Linked DNA regions of Homo sapiens: region 2 is linked to region 1. A link is a loop called in an ENCODE intact Hi-C map of the cell type or tissue named here. Cell type or tissue: heart left ventricle. All regions are shown on one strand.

What was found. A loop is a pair of places that touch in the nucleus more often than their neighbours do. Peaks named below come from ENCODE experiments on the same cell type or tissue, not always from the same donor. Only the 100,000 strongest peaks of a DNase experiment are listed, where the experiment ranks them.
Region 2: it touches region 1 in a loop (5-fold over the local background); 17 of 110 quality-filtered maps call a loop at or near these places.

What each region holds. Positions count from the first base shown.
Region 1 is chr1:119,866,921-119,874,920 of GRCh38, forward strand. No RefSeq gene overlaps it. Among named protein-coding and RNA genes, the nearest start is that of ADAM30, 26 kb to the right of the region's middle. In heart left ventricle, a CTCF peak has its summit at 4,161 (motif pointing right); a DNase peak (open chromatin) is centred at 4,181; H3K4me3 peaks cover 377 bases.
Region 2 is chr1:120,140,545-120,148,544 of GRCh38, forward strand. No RefSeq gene overlaps it. Among named protein-coding and RNA genes, the nearest start is that of SEC22B, 32 kb to the right of the region's middle. In heart left ventricle, no CTCF peak of the experiment used is centred here; no DNase peak of the experiment used is centred here; H3K27ac peaks cover 585 bases.

The sequences.
Region 1 (8,000 bases):
CTGTACAGAGGGGCTAACAGGGATCTCAGGTGATATAGGTTGGGTTCCTAGGAAGTCTCCTCCTGAGATGGATGCAAAGGGGAACTTGCACATATCAAGGACTCAGTAAACATGTGTCTTGGGAGTTAGGAACATATGGAAGGCATTTCATAGTTTGTACACATTTTTGTCAACATGAAAATAGCAGGCATCTAGACTTATAATCTCCTAAAGAAAAGATACAGAAACTTGACAATCAAGGGTTCCATCCACTTAAGAACCAGTGAACTCTGAGAGAATCCTAAGTGTTAGCTGATATTGCCCTATCCCAGCCCACAGACCCCACACTTTTAAGATTTGTTGGGTTTCCTATGTGTGGTCAAAGGAACACTAGCCTAATGAATTTGACACTCTGAATAAATAGATAGTTCAGGGAATGTAATGTTACATAGTTATAACACATTACTTATCACTCTCACTGCAGTAGCCTTTCTGAAAATGAAAATGAAATCCCTGATATTCAACTGAAACACATGGTAGTCAAAACATAAAGGTTGGGTTTGTAGTTTATTCTAATTATTGAGTCCTCAGCTTGAATGAGGGTAAGTAAAGTGCAGATCCCACTGGAATGTCTTCTAGATTTGTGAAGTGGAATGAAGGGTAAAGGGAGAATGCAATTATATAGCTTAGTATAATAAAATATCTTTCCCACCTCACAATTTCTTTTTTATTTTGTCTGATCTCAGGGTTCCAGGCCCAAGTGTAGCACCAATGCCTAACCGTGGGCAGAGAAGAATCCACTTCCCAGGTACCTTCACTATTTGGGGGCCTATAAAGGTGGAGCTCCTCAAAGGTAGGATTGCTGGCATGTCTTAGATGTCTCAGAGGCCTTTGGACAGGAAATGCCCAAGTGTGTAGGTGAGGGGATGGTTGCCTTTTACAGAGTCCAGCAACATAACTTCTGAGAGCACATCCTGTACCAAGAGCTTTGTTTTTTTTTTTTTGTTTGTTTGTTTTTGAGACAGAGTCTCGCTCTGTCACCCAGGCTGGAGTGCAGTGGCGTGATCTCAGCTCACTGCAAGCTCCACCTCCCAGGTTCATGCCATTCTCCTGCCTTAGCCTCCCTGGTAGCTGGAACTACAGGCGCCTGCCACCACGCCCGGCTAATTTTTGGTAGTTTTAGTAGAGACGGGGTTTCACCATGTTAGCAAGGATGGTCTCTATCTCCTGACCTCGTGATCTGCCCACCTTGGCCTCCCAAAGTGCTGGGATTACAGGCGTAGAACTTTGATACCCATCCCAAAGATACCATATCTATACATTTAAATTTGGAATGTGTATTCCTAATAGTATTTCAGGATGGAATTTAACTTCACATCATGTAGCCTTATGGAAGCCAACTTTGTATGCAGCTCAATTCCAAGCTTGGTCAGGCTTCTGCTTGGCCCCATCCCAGGTTAAACAGTACCTGTAAACTGGTTTCACCACTGGGAAAAGGATATGTGTCCAGGATATAATAAAAAGCCTTAGAGACAGATTATTGCACACCATAGGGGTGTTCTTAGGTGTGTAATGATTCCAGATAGGATTGCTATCATGCTATTTCTAAGAATAATACTCTGAACTAACTCTCTGAGATCTGGCACTGACTAATGGCCAACGCTGGAAGGAATCATTGTTCCTTTTCTTAGACAAGGAAAATTGAACTCCTGCTGATTTGGCTAAAATCTCCACAAAATGATTTGGAGAAAAGACACAAAGAACTGTTTCTTTCAGCTGCTATGATCTCCCTTTACTGAAGGATAGCCTGGGAAAAGAAAAAAGGTAGCCCAGTCAATTTTCATTGTAAACAGATAGTGACAGGCTGCCTGGTAAATACACCAATGGTCCTTACTATTGGAAACCTTCTTATATGTGGAATGCTTTTAGTAAGATGTGTCTGATCTACATAGGTAATCATGGTAGTGAGACCTGGAATCTGTAGATTTGCATGCCATTGTTACTTGGAAATTGTCACATAGTCTATGCAACTATCAGCTTTATCAAATGGAAATGACCAAAAATGGCTCCATATTTAAGTAAGTTACAATCTCGCACATCACTTACAGAGCTCTTATATTACATCTGGGCTACATTATTTCCTAATATGGAAGGGAGGCTCTTTGGGGAATGATGGTGGTGCTCTCATACTTGTGATTTGTGTGTGTCTCACAATTAGCTTTCTTCTTGAGTATGATAATATCAATTAATAAAATTTGAAACTAGGTATGGTTTATGATTCTCATAAGGTTTATTTGCAACCCGATCTTTTGTGTTTTCTCCATTTCATGTGGATATTCTCTTATGCAATTCCCTGACCTTTCTTAAAATAGAGGTCATGTCCTTTGCAGGAACATGGATGGAGCTGGAGGTCATTATCTACACCAACTCAGGAACAGTAAACCAATACTGCAGGTTGTCACTTATAAGTGGGAGCAAAATAATGTGAGCACACAGACACAAAGAGGGGAACAACAGACACTGGAGCTTACCTGAGGGCGGAGGTTGGGAGGAGGGAGAGGAGCAGAAAAAATAACTATTGGGTACTAGGTTTAGTACCTGGGTAATGAAATAATCTATGGAATATGAGTTTATATAACAAACATGCACATATACTCCTTAACCTAAAATAAAAGTTTAAAAACATAGTGACTGTTGGCCAAAGTCAAACCAGAATAATCAGTGTGTAGGGTCATGGTTAGCTTATGGATCAAATACTCCGTGGCCTTTAGGTCCCTATTAAACTAAATATGTTACCGAAGTTCCTTCCCAAACCATATATTCTTTTGTATGTGCCCATTTCCAACTCCAGAAGCATGATGCCAGTTTTCACTGCTACTTTATGGTCTCTGTTTTGAACTCCAGTAATCTTAACTTACAAATTGAAGCTTTCTGTTTTATTACATGGACTGAGAGGTCAAGATAAGTACAGCTTATTGAAGGGCGTAAAGAGACTCTTGTTTCTCTGAAGAACAATGGAGTTGAGCAGCACTCTTTGTTCTTAATGAATTATCTTTTATATTTATCTGGAAAGTGGGTGATTTTTATACTTATTATTAAAAGTTTTATACAGAGTTATTTATACTGCCTCTATTTATCCCATTGAGAAGTGAGTTCATATTGTACCAGTAACTCAAAGATAATTCATCACTCTGAAAACTTACTTTTACCCACTGAGCAATTACAGGCTAGGACTCCAATGGATCTTAATAAGCTTGGTACATAATTGCTCAATATATGGTATGTGATAAGCTTAATTTTATTAGCACTCCTCATAAATCAGCATAATGTGATTTTCAGAGGGAAGCCAAATGGCTTGGAGCTCTGGCATACTGAACCTTGTTGTTTGTGGTCAACAGCTCTATGGTGATGTGGGGTCTTACGAGGCTTCCTGACAGATGAGAGGTATCTCAAGGGACTCTACTTCAACAGGGAGGTAATCACAGCTTCCTCATTCCCAGCATAATTTAAAACACCTTTGTTTTCAATCATTTTATTCACTATTCTTTTTCTTCTCACACACTCTTGGGATCCTGCACCTTCCCCTCATGGCTGTATCTCTCTTTTTCTCCCACCCACGACAGTCTCCAGGCCCATGGGACTGAGGAAGTAGTTGTCTGGTGGTGGCGCTGAGTTTTTCACTTAGGAGCTGCCCTAGTGCTGCCATGTCCCACTGAGACCTTTTTCGTGACTTGACCTCCTTAAACCATTATTTCACTTCAGCTCATCCATGTAGGTTGGAAGAAAATTGGGCCATTTATAAAATGCATAATGGAATTCTTCCTCATCTCTCCTAACACGGGCAGCAACTGTGACCTCCAAGAAAACTCTTGCCCTGAGCTCCGAAATCCTCCAGCATGAAAAGGAGAAAAGATAAACTGAGGCTGAACTCCAAGAGCTGAAGGAACTCTACTCTGGGCCTTCCAGGTAAGACCCCTTCCCTGGAGGAGGGAAGTTCCTTGCTAGGGATCACCAAGGACAAAGGACTTGCGCTACACCTGCTGATTCCTTCTATTTTCCTCTGATTTTAAAACAAAGTAAAACACGCGCGGGTGCCTACTATACTTAAAGAATAAGTTGGTCTTCCAGGTTAGCACTGCTTCTAGGGCCAGGAGGACCCCTAGGGCTCTGCTTGCAGTCCCCACGGGGGCCACAAGAGTGCGCCATGGTGCTTTCCCTTGGAACTCTGTAATGAAGCAAGATGCCTGCCGGTTTCAGTTCCTGGGAGATTGTGGCAAATATTAGCCCTGCGTATCCAGAGGTTCCTGACTTTTGGTCACACCATTCCAGGGAGCGGCCTAAGGCCTGCACTGCCCAGGCCTCGGGAGTTGGCTGTGGAGGCTCAGAGCCTCGGGTGAAGCAATCTTATTTGATTTCCTCGAAAACAGATCCTAACCGGAGAAAGACGCATTCATGCTTCTTCTGTTGGTGGAAAATATTCCCTCGTATTTCTCTCAGACTGAGCAAACCTTCCAGTAGTCCGGGGCCTCCTGCTGTGTGCTTTGGGGCAATTCAATTGGGAGAGTGGAGGAGAAGCAGTAACAAGATAGGAGGAGAATGGCAAGACTGGGGAGGTGGAGACAGATGAGAAAAGGGCCAAAGAGACACATGCGGAAGAGTGGTGGGGCACGGGGGGCGGTGGGCGAGCTGACTGTCAAGGTGGTTCTCTTGTCATCCGCAGAAGGGCAGACCCTTTCTCTGGAATGCCCCCGACCCTACTCTGTGCCCACACATCCTACCGTGGTCAAGCATCCCCTAGCTGCCTTTCTTTCTACAAAACAGCTTCTTATCCCTTTTCCTTTCCGCTGATTATGGGGACTCTTTCATTTTCTTTCTTTCTTTTTTTTTTTTTTCAGAGTCAGGGTCTCACTCTGTCTCCCAGGCTGGAATGCAATGATGTGATCATAGCTCACTGCAGCCTCGAACTTCGGGGCTCAAGCAATCTTTCCACCTTAGCCTCCTAAGTAGCTAGGATTATAGGTGTGTGCCGCTATGCAGAGCCCAATTTTTTCTTAACCTCAAAAAGGCTTAGATTAGTGAAACACAGGGCCTGGAATTCCATTCCTTGTGTGTAACCCAGAGGCATTGGTGCTCCCATGCCCCCGGACACCATTACATGAATGACCACAGCCACACTGTGCCTAACAGCCACAAACTGGAAACAGCCCAGATGCCCATCATCAAGCATGTGCATAAACAGATTATGGTATATTTCACTAGCAACGAAAGTGGGTGAATCAGTGATGACTGTTAAATCCACAACATTTAGTTAAAAAAAAACCCAGGCATAAGAGAATACACGTGTATGATCACAGGTTAAAACCTAGACCCATCAGGAGGGCGGGCATGAGAAGCAGAAAATTATAAAGAACCAAACATCGTGAAAATCAGGTAATGGTCATTGCTAAGGATATGAGGGGTGCTGTGGTGAGGAAGGGGCATGTGGGAAGCTAGTATTTAGTCCTAGCTAGTGCTTGCATGTTAACATATGCAAGAATTTATACCTATGTTTTATTCAACTTCTGTATATTGCATTACACAATTAAAGAAAAAATATTATTTCTTGTCAGTACATATCCTAATAACTAATATTAGCAGAGCTTTTACCAGGAACCATACTGTGCTAAGTGTGCATTTGGGTTATTTCAGTCGGCACAGCATACTGAGCTGTGGGTACTATTATGTCCATATGACACACAGGGAAAGGATAGGAGGTAACCCTGGTCCCAGCCAGGCCAGCGATGTCACCAGGACTCTAGGAGGCCCTCTGTGCAGAGATGGTGCTGGCAACCACAAGCCATACCTAATGTCCCAGAGCAACAGCAGTGCTTCAGAGGAGCCTGGAGCCCTTTGTATTCTAAAGCCTGGGACTGTGGTGCCAAGTGCTTTCCGGGGGGAAAGGATTGTCCTGACTCCTGGGACCTCTCAAAGCAGAGAGTGTGGAAACTGGCACAGCACAGCACAGCCCAGTTACCTGCAGGTATTTTGTGAGCCCAGAGGATAGAGTTCCTTAAGGACAGGGTTGTCAGAGTGTTCCAGGTGTCTTAGAGGCATTTAGACAGGATGTCTAAAGGCAGAAGCAAGGGTTGGTAATCTCCAACAGAGTCCAGAAAATTTGGAGAGAATGGACAACAGAGATGAGACAGAGCCTGCAAGACATAGCATGAGATTCCCACATGCACTTCTTATGTTCTCCCGAAAGATCATTCCTGATGGAAACATGTGGAAGCATGCTTGCATGCATGCCTATGCACACACACACACACACACACACACACACACACAGAGCAACAACAAAATAAAAAATAGAAGCTGGCAGCAATGGTGCAGTGACCGCACTGCAGCCTTTTACTTGAACTTGATGGCACAGGGAAATGTCCTGACAGAAAGGGCAGGTGGTTTATAAGCCCCAGTGAGATGATGTTCTAGAGATATGCCTGGATACCTGGATGTTCCTTTAGGAAATGAAAATAGTCCTGAGGGTTGGATAAAGATGAAGCACTTTATTAAACTGTATTTGGCCTCAGGCCATCTTATCACAGAATTTCTGCTCTGGTAGATATCTACACGAGAAAGAAAGAGGTTTTAAAGACCCCAAAACTAATTAGAGCAGTGTAGATAAATGTTTTGTCTACATAGATTGTTATTTGATTTTTAAAAAAAGGTTCATTTCCTTCAGAATTAAAGTTGACCCTAAGCTCAGCTCACAAATTCTTCTCTGTGGCTGCTTTTGGTTTTGGGTTCACGCCTGGGGCAGATGTGATTTATTTTCTTGTGCTTGTTATTAATCCAGAAATGTAATTTCAGTGTGGGCTTGGAATAGTGCTCTGGGACATGAAGCAGAAGTGAACAATGGAGGTTAGGTGGATATGAGTCAAAGAAAACTGACCACACTTTCTCTCAGCTCTCTTTTACAGCATGATGAGCCTCAAGAGCTGGGGGAGGTTTCCATTGCTGTCAGTGCTCCCAGTTCAGTAAAAATGTTTGGCATGAGTTGACAAGTACATTTGCCAGAGGTGGTGCATGAGCTCCTTGTGTCTGGGAATGGAGATTTTCATCATGGTGCTTTTATTTTGAGCTAGATGTTCCTGTTTCAGTCCAGCCTCTAGCTGGTGAAGAGTTATTCTCTAGAATGAGGCTTTTCTCACAACCATCTTTCTATTTTTTTTTAAGACTGTAGGGATGGAGCTTTTTGATTGAGAGAGGAAAATACTTAAATCTGGGACTGGACAGGTATTCTCACTTATATTCTGCATGGAGGAATGGGAAAATGTGTCTCATATTTCAATTTATCTGCTGTCAACTTGATTGTGAGGACTCTACAGTAAGCCTGTTCTCTGAATTCTACCTCCTCACCCCAAATTCAGTTTCCTATCAGTTGGGCAGACTGCCACAGTGCTAACTGGAAGCACCCTTGCCCCAGATGTCCCAGAGTTGATTAGTGGCGCTGTTGGTGGAAACAGGGACAAGTGGATAGTCTAGCCCCACATGCAGGAGGTGAGACTGCAGGATCTTTCCTGCCCTGCAGTCCATGACTCAGGGTGTAGCCTTGGCTATGTTACAGGCACGATCCAGTTTAACTTCATGGCTCTCTAAGCCTCCATGGAATGATTGTAAGTAGGTTCAATAACATATTTATTGAACAACTACTACATGAAGTATATTATGCTAGATGCTGTAAGAGACACAAAGAAAAAATTAATTCCTATTTTAAGAGTAGTAAAATTCACTAGGGAGAAATAAGAAAGTCCACATATAGTCACACTAAGAAGTAGAAAGTATGTGTGAATGTGAATTTCTTTTTTTTTAATTTTTATTATATTTAAGTTCTGGGATACATGTGCAGAATGTACAGGTTTGTTACATAGGTATACACGTCCCATGGTGGTTTGCTGCACCTATCAACCCGTCATCTACATTAGATATTTCTCCTAATGCCTTCCCTCCCCTAGCTCTCCACCCCTTAACAGGCCCCAGTGTGT
Region 2 (8,000 bases), 270 kb after region 1:
TAGATTCTAAATAGACCTTTATCAGATGCACAGTTTGTGAATATTTCTAAAATTTTCTCCAAACATTAGATCTTTTTAGAGACATGTTGGATTTGACATGTGTCCATGTTTTAAGTAAGATTTTTAAAATAAGAATACAGGGCAAGTTGAAATAAATGGTAACTCATTGCATCTAGTAAGTCACACACATACACACACCATCCTCCAAAAGCTCAAAGCATGTCAAGATACAAATCACACCAGTGTTAGCCTCTTATTTATGTGTCTTAGCCCTGCCTACTCAAGAGCCTGTCTCCTCTTGACAGCTCTGTCATATAGGGTAGAAAATATAGAACAGCTGTGACCAGGGCTTACTCATCTGTACAGTCACTAGATGATAATAGTTATAAAAATTAACATGTGTAAAGGGCTTTGTGGCATATAAGCCACTACTGGGCATATGATTTTAATTCAATTTTAATCTTTATAGAAACTCCTCTCCTCTCCTCCTCACCTTGGATGGGGGTATCAAAGCTTAGGAATGAAGTGACTTGTTAAGATCTCTCACTATGCTTTTTCCTCAAGTACATAAACATTCCTGAACCTCTCTCAATTAAAAAAATGGAATTCATTCCTTATTACACATGCTTTCTAGCCAATCTTTCTTCTTTCATAACTAAGTGTTTTAGAGTAGCTTACACTCTCTGCCTCCCCCTCTTTGCATTCATATCGCTATTTTTTCCTTGTCTAAGGAATGTAATGTACTACATCAGGTCACATGCTGAAAGATTGCACCTGGGGAATGCAGTCACCCACCTACCGCAGTTTGGCTCATGTATAGATATTAAACACAACTTGAGGAATATCCTTGACTACTGAAGAAAGTAGGCAAACTCTGGGCAGGCACTCAGACTTGGGAAGCTTGCGGCATTCCTCTGAGGTCTAAGGAGCTTCCCATTCTATGGCTATCCTCCCTGTCCTTTCCTTTCTGAAGGAAAGGAAGGAAGGAAAGAAGGAAGGGAGGGAGGGAGGAAGGGAAGAAAGGAAGAATAGTTTCAAAACAAAGTTGTCTGACTACAAATTCTGTTCTGTTATTAGATCCTTTCCAATTCACTGTTGTTGTGGTTGTTAAAATAAAGCACAAATTTTTACCACTTGTAGTAGAGAGGCCTTGTGAGAGACAGTTCCTCTACTCCAGAATTGTCACCCCTGTCTCCTATCAAAATGCCTCAGATTCTTCCATTTAAACTTTGGTAATGATGTCAATCTTGGAAGACTTTCTGGGTTGAGCAGATTAAAGAAGCTGAACATGATAGAAGGGAGAAGAAAGCTGCAAGGAACAGGGACTGGCCTGATGGCCTGCTTCATCTATTGCCCAAGCTCCCCACAGCCAGCTCTGGTCCCTTGTAGGATAGAAAGTACAACACAAAGAGGTGACTGAATAACTTAATGGTCTTGGATACACAGTCAGTCCTCTGCTCTCCCATCTGAACTAACAATATTTCCTGTTCTGTTATCTGAAGTGTGAGGTTGGCACTCTATGATGACACAAGTGCCCACTTCCAGCCAAGCCAAGCAACCTTTCCTCCAGACTGAGTCAGTCACCTCCATTCTTTGTGTTCTGACCTTCCAGCTGCAAAAGTAGGGCCCAGATCTCACCTTCTTAGATTCTGAGGTAGTGAACCTGAACAGGTGAATTATAGAGCCACTGTGAAGCTCTAGATTTCCAAGGAGTTCTCCACCTTACCAGTGTTTAAAATCTGTACTTAGTTCCTATATATTTTTCCACACTTTTCATTCCCTTTCCTATAATTCCTTAATATCTCCTTTGATAGCAAAAGGGACAAATGTAAACAGGTTAGGCCATGAGCAAAATCAAGTAGGTAACATATGTCTTTGCTGCTCCATCTCCTTCCTTTCTCCTCCCTCCATTGAAGTCAGGAATCTAAAAATAGTCATCATACCTTAGTGTATATTTAAAGTTCTCTTAACTGTATCTCACAAGGGCTTTATTTTTAGTTACAAAATTTTTATAAGTTGTTTTGGCCACTACTAGAAGCAGCCTTTCAGGGAGGTAGCAAAGGCATTTTTAGGGAACATTTTTAGGAGTCTTCATCTGGGAATCACCCCAAGCAGGGAGCTCCTCAGAAACATTCTCATGCCCCGGACCTTCGTGCTCGCCACGCTTGACTGTGTAGGGAGTTTGAGATAAAATGGTCTACAGTCATTCATTTCGGGTACCTTCCTCTGGACTCTACATTTCTGGTCACTTTTCTGTCATCACCCAGCTTCTTAGGTCAGTACCCGGTGATACTCATGGTGATCCGGGAAGGCTGGACCAGGGAAGTGGAGGACAGGCTGTGCTGATGGTTTATTAAAGTCTGTGGCTTCTTACTCCTCCACAAGACTCCTCATCAGAGGGTGCGGCTTGGGTCATGCTGGGCACTCAGCAGCTTTGTGGTGGGTATCGGTTTGCGCTTCCTCCCCTTTGCTTTCGATTCAATGCTTTCCTGTTGCAGTCTGAGCAGCTCTATTTAACCGCAGCCTCACAGCAGCTACCACTGCATGCAAACTGGATCCATCTAGGGGCAAGTATAGGGCAACCAGAGGGTAAGGGGTTGAGAGGTAAGAAAGGAGACTGCTAGAAGTCAGCTGGAAATGAAAAATTCCAAAGCTAGAATGTCACGATGAATAACAACCAAGAAAACATTCCAGTACCATGAAAAAAAGTACGTTCCAGTTTACATTCGGCTATGATTTTTAAAAACTGAACCCTAAGTTAATTAGTTCAAATACAGTTTCATTAGAAAATATCTTTGCATTTTTCAAAGAAACATATAGGATAATATAAATCCTGGCTTTAATTCAAGAATTAATAAAAAAATATTAAGAATCCCAGTTCAGTTCTGATTCAGGAATAAGATAACTGATAATTTGAGGCTAGAATTTAGTCTACAGATGTTAGAGGCCCTACAGTAGAATGCTCCGAGCAGAGGAAACAGCATCTGTGAAGGCCTAGAGGCAAAAGGAAGCAGGGTGTGTTTGAAACACTGGAGGTCAGTGTGAGTGGAGTTCAGACTGATGGCAAGTTACTGATCATGAGAGGCTTATGAACCGTGATAAGAAGTTCGGACTCCATCCTAAGGACAGTGAGAAGCAACTAAAGGATTTTAAACACAAGTGGTGAATTTACAGAACTGCATTTACATAAAGAACCATCTAGTGGTTAGTGGAAAATGATCCAAGGGGAGAAAACCTGGGGGCAGGAAACTAGCAAAGGGATGTGCAAAATGCCACATAGATGGTGATCACTTAGGCCAGTGGGGACAGGGAGAAATTGATGGATTCAAATATGTAGATTATACTGAATTTGGTTATTGACTGAATGTGGAAGGTGAGCAAAAGAGGCATTAAGGATGAATCCTACATTTCTGCCTAGAAAAACTGGGTAGATGGTGTGGCATATGTTTGGATAAGGAGCATTATTGGAGGAATAGGTTTGAGGGAGGGAGTTGGTTAATAGGCTTTCAGGAATTTCTAATTGAAGTTCTAGAAAGCAGTCAAAAGAGGTCAGGGAAGATAGAGATTTGGAAATAATTGGCAGATAGATCTCAATAATGCCATGGAAAGGGATAATATTTCTCACAGAAAATGTTTAGAGAGAAAAGAGGCTGATGTAGAACAGGGTTCTGAGGAACACCAGTACTTTAGGAGTAAAGAGGAGCTTGCAAAGGATGCTGAAGACCCATGACTAAGATAGGGAAAAAACAATAGTGCAAAGGAAGAGTGAATCTATCAAAGAGGATGTGACCAAAAGCATCACATGCTACCCTGATGCCAAGTAAGATCAAGGCTGATGTATCCACTGGATTTAGTAATATGGGAGGTGGCGGGGGGGCGTTACTGTCCTGAGTGAAAGCCCTTTCAATACAATGGGAGCTGATGCCAGTTTAGATTGGGTTAAAAATTGTTTGAGAAGTGAAGAAATGGAAACAGCAAGAGCAGACATCTCATTCAGCAAGCTACACATACTACTCCTTTTCCCTCTACCTCTACCCTCTAAATTCCCTTTCACGCTGTCCCTATTTGGTAAATCTTGCTCATTCCAGGACAGGGCTGGAGTGAAGGAGATTTGCAAACAAACAAACAAAAATCTGAGGAATATATATATGTTTTTCCAGAAGCAAATTTAGCCAGGGCTGAAATTCAGGAAGTGAGTGACTTATTCCATGCTCACCAGACAAGAACTTTCAGCCAATAAAGAAGGGCTACACACTCCCTGGTGCCAATGTGGGGGTGTTGGTTACGTTAAGCCAAGAATGTGATGCAATTCTCAAGAACAGGAAGAGGTTTGGCTGGAATAGAAAGAGGACTCTGACTTGGTAGTGGTGGTAGCAGAAGTGGAGTGGGAAACAGGTAGTTTTTTCAAAAGAGTAAAGCTAGAGATTAACTGGCAAAAGCAGAAGGAATTGATAAACTGTAACTGAAAGCCTTCCTATTCCATCTCTGGTTGTAATAAAGCAGACAGAAAAAGCCTCACATTCAGAATTGGCTCTTCTAGCAATTATGAAAGAAATTACCCACCCCCTGGAGCTCTCTTGACATATAGGGTGTCCCTCTGGACTTTTTCTTCAAGCAAAGAGCAGCTATTTTGATTACAGATTAGAAAATTTATCTGTAAAATGGGGGATAGTAGCTATCAACTTCACAGGGCTATGGTGAGTATCAAAGGGAAAACATGTCTGTGAGAGCACCTTATACGCTATTAATATGCCTAGCCTACTTATAGTAGGCTAGCCTACTAGTTACTTATAGCCTACTGCTCAAGTTATCACCAAGGTCTGATTTTTTGACAAAAAAAAAATTGCAACCTCCGGCCTAAGTGAGTTAAGAACAGTTCAAATGATAGTTGCTCTTGTCATTACAAGATAATTCACTGACTAAAGATAGAAAGGCACGGGGATATTTGAATAATGAAAGAATGAGAAAGATTAGATGTAGACAACATTTTATCTGAATGACAAACATATACTCTATGATAGGAACACATTTAGACACTGCTGAGGATCACTCTTTGGACTTAGGTAGGCATCCTAAACTATAAATCAGGCCTGAACACCTTTTCTCTTACACATACAAAACAATTTATTTAAAAACTGGTGCTAAGTAGGATCTACAAATCTAGAGTTAAATGGAAAAACATGGGTAGGAGTTTCTGGAAATATAAGTCAAATAATTAACATAAGATTGAAGAAACAGTCAATTATTTTCTTCACAGGACAGAGAAAAGGAAAAATCTTATTTGGAATGAATGTTATATTTATTGTAATAGGATTAGCTTTGTCACCTAAATACCATCATTTTTAAAGGGCTATTCTTTACAGTATAGTTCTTTTCCTCTCAAGGAAAAACTGCTTTAGACATTTTAATTGAGGAAAAGGCAGAGCCTTTGGAGTTTTGCTGCCCGCTTCTGGGAACATGAAGTCATAGCCTGAGAAATTGCTAGAGGATCCTAAATATTGCAATATATAACAGGAATAATTCCCTTTTCCCTATCAAAAGTAAAATAACTGTGAAACTGGATGTTAGTCTCCAGAGAAAAGCCAGGATTGTACTGGTCACAAATGCTTTTTTAAACAGTTATAATAGTAATAGAAGTGAAACAGTATGGTATACTTGTACATCACTTCAAGGTTTATAAAATCTTCATGACCATTATTGCATTTTACCTTCTTTTATCCTCAAATAGTTCAAGTGAAGTAGGCAGAACAGACGTTATTCTCATTTTCACATGGGGAAACTGAAGTACACAGTGTCTAAAAAACTTACCTAAAGTTCTGCTAGAGTGCTGAGCTGGGCCTTGAAGTCGTCTCCCGACTCAGAGTTCAATGCTCTTTTCACCCACTTCCCTACTGCATGCAATGTAAGTAATTTGTTTCTGTTGCAGTTACATCCCTCCTCAGCAATGTCCACATTACACCACAGTGTCCAGTAATTTATAGAAAGAAATCTGCTGCTTTGTATATGATTCTAGCAAGGCTACGCTGTTATTGTGGCAAAAACGGATATATTTAAATTCCACAAACGAGTGGATGGGCTATAGCAGAACTTCTTAAACTTCTGCTTGGAAGTTCTTTAGTGTCTTTTTTTCTTCTTCTTCTTCTTAGATTCTTTAAAGCAAGCAGAGTTTTGTAATATTAAGTCTCAACTCTGCTACTAGGGAAAAATGAGTTTGAGAAAGACGGAAGAAAAAGTGGAGTATAAAAATTTTTAAAAATCAAGAAAAACCAATTTGAAAGTCAAAGTTCTTTTATTCTAAAGCTCTAAGTGTGCAAATAAACCCACTCTGTATATTTATGCAAATAGCTAAACAAAAGGCAGATAAATAGATATAATCTTCAGTCCATGTATTGGCCTAACTGCTTGTCCCTGCATGCCCAGTCCAACAAACCTCACTGCCTACCTACACAACCAGCAAGTAAAAAATTGGGAGTTTAGCAGGTACAAATTGCCATCAGTTGGTCAAAACTAAGCCGGTAAAACCAGTTTCTTGGGTATGGTAAAATATTTCTTACTTTATATGGCATATTGGTCAAGGTATTTATCACTGAACTGGAGTCACTTTTTCAAAAAATTAGTTAACAGATCTGAAATGCTCATTAAATATTGTCTCCACAACATAAAAGTAATCGTAAGCATAATGGTCAATTGGAAACATTCCCAGTCCAAGATTTGTTGCTATATTTGACTTCTGTGCTTTCTCCCCAAGTCTAATTTATCTCTATGCCTTAATTTCTCCTCCTTCTTTGCCTCCATACCTTTCAATTGTTTCTGCCACCAAAGAATCAATTTCACTTGCTGTATTTTTTTCCCTTCTCCAATGTGTTTACTATATGTTGATATAATTGTACTGGTTCTCTCTTTTGTTGCGACTTTTCAATGTGCCTTTCTTTTCCCATTTCATTACTAGACCTACACCGTTTTGCCCCACTTTTGTTTTCTTCTTTTATTCAAATTGTGTGTACCTATGATTCATGAAACCCAGTTCCAAAAAACTTATGCATACATCTCTGTAATTCAGTGAACTTATACCATGAATATTTGTTGCACACCTCCAATGTGTCAGCCACTGTACCCAATGCCAAGGATTCAAATTGAATAATAATTGATCTCTATCCCAGGCATCTCATAAGGCACATAGCCAAGGAGACAAACAAGTATGCACTGACAGCTAGTTTAAATTTGTAGGTTTTATAATAGAAATATGAACAAGTTATTGTGGGAGAATGAAAACACAGCTTCTCCCAGGTCAGAGAGTAGGGGGGTATGAGAATGTCAGAAAGGCTTTATGAAAGAGACATTTGAGCTGGGTCTTTGAAGGAAGAGCAGAACTTTACCAGGTGTCTTGTTTGTTTTGCTATATGCTTTATTTTACATTTTTAAAAAACTTTTCTTTAAGGTTTTGGTGTACAGATTATTTTGTTACCTGGTAATAAGCACAGTACCCAATAGGTAGTTTTTCTGTCCTCTCCCTCCTCCCACCCTCTACCGTTAAGTAGGCCTTGGTGTCTGTTGTTCCCTTGTGTACATGTGTACTCAATGTTTAGCTCCCGCTTATAAGTGAGAATATGCGGTATTTGGTTTTCTGTTCCTACATAATTTAGCTTGGGATAATTGCCTCCAGCTCCATCCATGTTGCTGCAAAGAACATAATCTTATTTTTTTATGGCTGTGTATATTCCACGGTGTACGTGTACCACATTTTCTTTATCCAGACTACCACTGATGGGCATTTAGGTTGATTCCATGTCTTTGCTATCGTGAATAGTGCTGCGATGAACATATGCGTGCATGTGTCTTTATGGCAGAACAATCTATATTCCTTTAGGTATATATCCAATAATGGGATTGCTGGGTCGAGTGGTAATTGTTTCAGGTTCTTTGAGAAATCACCAAAGTGCTTTGCACAACGGCTGAACTAATTTACATTCCCATTAGCAGTATATAAGTGTTCCATTTTC